2 separate regions of the Homo sapiens genome follow, and region 1 is linked to region 2. Evidence: chromatin contacts called from ENCODE Hi-C or POLR2A ChIA-PET data. All regions are on one chromosome and are shown on one strand. Each heading gives the region's core, a stretch centred on a gene start or an enhancer-like site at or near the end of the contact. The rest is flanking DNA. Distances are from core to core; before and after follow the strand shown. Region 1 has its middle 22 kb from the start of CSNK1A1L. Region 2 overlaps TRPC4 (transient receptor potential cation channel subfamily C member 4).

Region 1 (2,700 bases), core at 124-2,623, 530 kb after region 2:
TGAGTGGGTTCCAATTTGTCTTGTTGAGACACAAAAACAGACCTTCCCGAAACAAAGAAGATAAAGTAATGGTTTCACTTTACAAATAAAATTGCTGACAAGATTAGAATAACAGTTTATCTCTTTTAAATGTCTGTGCCAGGTACAGTGGCTCACGCCTATAATCCCAGCACTTTGGGAGGCCGCAGTGGGAGGATGGCTTGAGCCCAAGAGTAGCCATTGTCCCAGCTACTCAGTGGGCTGAGGCAGGAGGATCACTTGAGCCCAGGAGGTCGAAGCTACAGTGAGCATGATTGTGCCTCTGCACCCCAGTCTGGGTGACAGAGTGAGACCCTGTAATAAATAAATAAATAAATAACTCTGTGTGCCTTGTGTCTGTTTTCTTTAATTTCATCTCACAGGCAACCTACTGCAACATGATAAACCCTAAAACTCACCCTATTATAATAGGATAAACTTTAAACTGTTAACCTGACTACAAGGTCCTGGTTCTGGTTCATCTGGCCTCAACATAACATCTCAGACACTCCATGCACTCTGAGTCCAGGCCTCATTCACCTTTGGGAGATTTCTTAAATTCACCTAGTTCCTTTAGGTCTTAGGACCTTTGCACATTCCATTCCCTCTGCCTGACAAAGATCCCGTGAGCTCTGCCCTTACGTTCAAACCCTTTGTCTCAGTAATTTCTACTCACTCTCCAAGTCTCCTTTTAAATGTCACTTCCACAGGTGGGTTAGTTCATCCTGGTATACATACTTATATTATATTGTACTTCCCCTCTGTAGGACATATTATGGTAATAATTCACTCATTTTAAAAGTATTTCTTCTCTCCTAGACTCTAGCGTCCTGGTGTTGTATTTTCACTACTGTATCCTTGGTACCTCCCATGGTGTTTAGCAAATAGACCTTCAATACGTATTGAATAAAAGGAAGGAAAGGAGGAAGCAAAGAATGTAACATGATGGTTAAAATTAAATTCACCATAGGTTGGTAATATTCCAGGCAGCACTATGGGAAAAGGAATCCATGGGTGACTAATAAAAAAAGACCTCCACAGAAGGCTAGAGAAGTATTCTGCCTGGCAGGAAATTAATACAGTGCTGAGTTGCTAAAAGAAACTTAGTGTTTTGGAGATTGTAATGATGAGAGAAATGAGCTTAGGTTATTCACTTCATCTGCAATTTTGTGCAGTTGAGTAAGTTTTAAGTAAGGCTGGCTGACATTGGTGGGCTGGTGGAAGCCACACCACCTCCGTTTTGGGGAACATTTGGCTGCTCCTATTTCCCGACTGAACTCCATTGACTATGTCAGCAAACAATGGCTCCAGACTTTCCTGGTTCTTGGCAACTTAAAATAGTCTGAATCATAGGACTGGAAACAGAACAGATGTGTACTATTCTCCCTCTGTTTACACAAGTACAACTTGCCCATGAAAAGGAAAGAAGTGAATACATTATGTCGCCTACTCTGAATATAATGAGAGTAGCTCACCATTTGAATCAGGCAATTTGTCCTGCAAGATCTACTGAATTTCTATTATTACCCTCACCTTCCTCATGCTACCTTCATAACCGTCTCCCCCAAAAAAGTCAACATGAAAACTTTCCCCAACGATATGATTATGATGATGATGATAATGATGATGATGATGATGGTGTGTGTGTGTGTGTGTGTGTGTGTGTGTGTGTGTGTGTATTACAGGAAGGGAAGTTGATGTTGATGCCTTTTCATTAATTCAGCTCACAAGCAGAAGGAACTTGGCACCACCAGCAAACTCAGATAAGTTAAGCCAGGGCAAAGAGAAAGGTCAGGTCAAGAGGAAATTTGAGATACACAGTGGGGCTACATCTCTTTAGAACTAGATGCAGGACTTTTGCCAATGCTACATAACTGCTTATTGTCTGGAAGAATGCCAAAATGTGACGGCAAGAAACTTCCATAAATAAGAAAATAAAAGAGTCTTTGTATGGGGGATGGATGCACTGAGAAGGAAAAGCAAACAATCTCATGGCTTTAAATGATAGGAAAGACAACTGAGTAGAAAAGAGAAGTACAGCTTTAAAATTAAGGATACTGAAGAAAAAACTAACATACAAGGAGAAAAGGTGCTGTAAGACATATAAATACTGGATAGCGAAGTACAAAGTATTTCTCAGTTGTCTGAGGGAACGAAAAAAGCAAACATACACAAACATATATACAAATACACATTTATTGAGGAAAATAAGGGAAAGTTCACACGACTAGGGACTTATGAGAATTCATGGCCGTCAGACTACACTTCAGTTTTTAGAGTTGATGTTCTCACATTACTCTTGCCTTCCTTTCTTCATGTGTTGTTCAGGGCAACCTCTGAGCCTCGATCACTCTCTTTCCCAAATCTGCGTAAACTTTCATGATATTTTCCATACAGTAAACCACTTTCCTTTCATCATAATAATAGCCAACATCTATTTTTTAATGTATTAGTTCCCTACATCCCCCTCAAACTATGGTAAGTCATCCTTCAGAAAGATCGAAACAAAAAACAAAAAAACTAAAATGTCTTAACATCTCTATTTCATCCATGCTACCTATATCTCATATGGAAATTTTGTCCAGAAGTTCCACTTAAAGAAACTATTCTGCTACATTTTGTTTGTCAAAGCATGAAGTCTAGCCTTGTACATAATTCACTTTGTTATTGTCTTTTATGCAA
Region 2 (2,700 bases), core at 97-2,596:
ATTACTAATGACAAAAACATTTCTGAAAGCAGTGGCTTTGAAATGTTAACTTAGACTGATTTTTTAAAAATCCACCTGTTATCTGAACAATTCATTGAGAAACACTAAGGCCAGGGTCTTAATTCCTCTGAGAAATAAATATATTTTAGTTAAGTGGAACTAGTCTTTAAATCTCACCACTGACTTATTCCACTAAAAGAAGGAAAATAAAAGAAAGAAATAATCTATAAGTAATCATGAAATGTCACTTTATTTAGAATTTTCCCCTTTAAATTTTTTTAAACATCAATAAATATTTTGCAAAAGTATTTATTAATGTTTCCTAAAATTAGTAGTTACTATGTAGACAGGAGCAAATGTGTACTATTCAAAATAATAAGTGGTTTATTCTGCATCATTGTTTTTATTTGAAAAAGAACCTGTAATGGGGTTTATGTGGTAACATTTTACACTATATATTGTATAACTTATAATATTTAACTTACAACTTTCCTTAAATTGCTATTCATGTCAGGAAAACCAGCTGATTTTTATGTGTATACTCACAGTGAGAACATAAACTATTTGGAAAGAAAGAATACAATTCTTTCACATTAAATCCAAAGGACACTATGATTAATTTTAGAAGTTGTCTTTAAAGTTACTAAAAATAAAGAATTCATGGCCATGGGCCAAATTTACTTTTTCCTGAGAAATTTTCAAAGAGTAGCTTTAGTGGCCTTTGTCTAGGGCCAATGAGTCAGATTGAATTCTCTCTATTATTGTTGGAATCTGGCACCTGGGTTTTCCTCTAAGAATATGTGATCACCTCCTCGTAGAATGCACAGCATTCCATTTAAGAATCACAGTCTGGCTAAAGTTGATCAGATCAGTGCCCTTTCTCCTTCACAATAATCTGTTGTTCCGTCATTTTACAGGTCTAGAAAATAAATAGTTAAATTTTCTGTCTTAAAATTAGTTGCTCAATTAAAAATATGAAATTTTTTACCTTTTTAAAAAAGCAATTTCCATCCTGAATGCCAATTAGGCATATTTAGCTGGAATCTCCTGGTTATATGCACTAGAATTCACAGCTTATTTCAAGTAACAGGCATTTAGTTATAAAAAAACATGCAAAGAATTATAGCCCTTCAGTCTTCTGAGTAAGGGTTTATCTTTGCAAGGGCAGAACCTAGAGCAAGCCCCAGCTTTGGGAAGAGCCGGAGTTGACGTAGTGCTGGGCCATGGGATTGTTACTCTGTGTGTCAGCATTAAAATGAGTCAGCTACTTCATCCTTATTCCGAGTTTACTTATTGCCTGGCTTATTCATCCTCAATTCTCTGCTTCTTAGTTTGTGCTGTCTCAAACCTTTGGCATCCCGTCATTCCAGTGACTCTGACTCCACATCATAACCCCTGTCATCCCAACCCCTTTGGGCAATTATCTTGATATTTTTAAGGCAAACTTCTCTAGAGGGGAATTCTGATCTTTTTTGCCTTAATGCATGCCACAGGCCACTGGCCTTATATGAATTTTCTCTCCTTGGGTCACTTGACCATGATTGACTTAGTCCATGGAGGTATTGGGTGAGAAGCTCCAGAGTCTTACACAAGGACTACCTTTCCATAAAAGGGCATACAGGGGACAATGCCACTGGGGCTGGGAGTTGCCAGAAGCCATAATTGACTTGGTTCTGCAACACCATTCCAATCTAATGCTAATCTCCCAATAGACAGAAATCCTACCTCCTTAGTCATCATGCCGTGTATGAGAAGGTTTTCATTTTATTTTTGTAATTTAAATATAGTCTCATTTTAACGATTTACCAAGAAGTATGAAATCTCTATCATCGTTTTATTACACTATATTAATGTATTATTATGGTCCCTTTGAAACAAACAATTCTCCATTTGAGTTCAGATAGTCCTCAGCTTATTTCATTTTTTGGAGTAAGTTAAAGGGACATTATTTTCAATAAAATAGCCAGAGTTCATTCATTGGCTAGAATAAATAAAATGTTCCTTGAAATACCAAAAAAACCAAAAACCCATCAAATTTTATTACGTAAGCATTCTGAGACTCTTTACCATCTTACAAGATGCATTATGTCCAATTTTAGTTGTAAACATAGAAATCTGTAGTAATTATAATGTTCTCAATTCTCCTACAACCAAAGCAAAATCAGTAAAAGAGCAAACTTTTTAAAGCCTAAAATTTGGGATCTATCATTTATTAGTGATGACTTAGTGCCCTAGGACAGAGATTGACAAATGTTCTATGAAAAGGAGCAGATAGTAAATATTTTAGGTTTTCTGAGCCATATGTTCTCTGCTATAACTACTTTCTTCTGCCATTGTAGCACAAAAGAAGCTATAGAAAATGCATAAATGAATGAGAATGGATGTGTTTCAATAAAATTTTATTTATGGATATAGAGATGTGAATTTTACATAATTTTCATGTCATAAAATATCACTCTTTTGATTTTTTTCCCAACCATTTTAGAAAGTGAAAACCATTCTTAACTCAGTACCCATGCCACATTTGCCTCTCTCTGCCCTAGGAAACTAAATTTAGCTTTCAAAGCTCTTGGGAAATTTAAGTACACCATTTCTACTAGTTTGAGGAAAACAGTTTTATTTCACTCTTTTTATCGTTTAATTTTATAATTGTCCTAAAAGGTTATTTTACTGTTGATATTAATGTTTAAGTTAATTATA

What was found. A loop is a pair of places that touch in the nucleus more often than their neighbours do. ChIA-PET counts read pairs that join two places held with the same protein, here RNA polymerase II (POLR2A).
Region 1: a map of endothelial cell of umbilical vein shows a loop between it and region 2 (5-fold over the local background). The contact joins two enhancer-like sites. A Hi-C loop is called at or near these places in 1 of 168 maps with a recorded cell type or tissue (endothelial cell of umbilical vein). POLR2A ChIA-PET finds 5 or more read pairs at or near these places in 2 of 52 experiments (OCI-LY7 and WTC11).

The regions. Positions count from the first base shown.
Region 1 is chr13:37,126,469-37,129,168 of GRCh38, reverse strand. No RefSeq gene overlaps it. Among named protein-coding and RNA genes, the nearest start is that of CSNK1A1L, 22 kb to the right of the region's middle. Within about 2 kb of position 1,373, at least 5 of the 41 ENCODE cell types and tissues checked have a DNase peak (open chromatin) inside an H3K27ac peak, as active enhancers do; they include endothelial cell of umbilical vein, where a contact is called at or near this core.
Region 2 is chr13:37,655,382-37,658,081 of GRCh38, reverse strand. The region is part of intron 6 of TRPC4 (transient receptor potential cation channel subfamily C member 4); the gene reads left to right. Among named protein-coding and RNA genes, the nearest start is that of POSTN, 58 kb to the right of the region's middle. Within about 2 kb of position 1,346, at least 5 of the 41 ENCODE cell types and tissues checked have a DNase peak (open chromatin) inside an H3K27ac peak, as active enhancers do; they include endothelial cell of umbilical vein, where a contact is called at or near this core.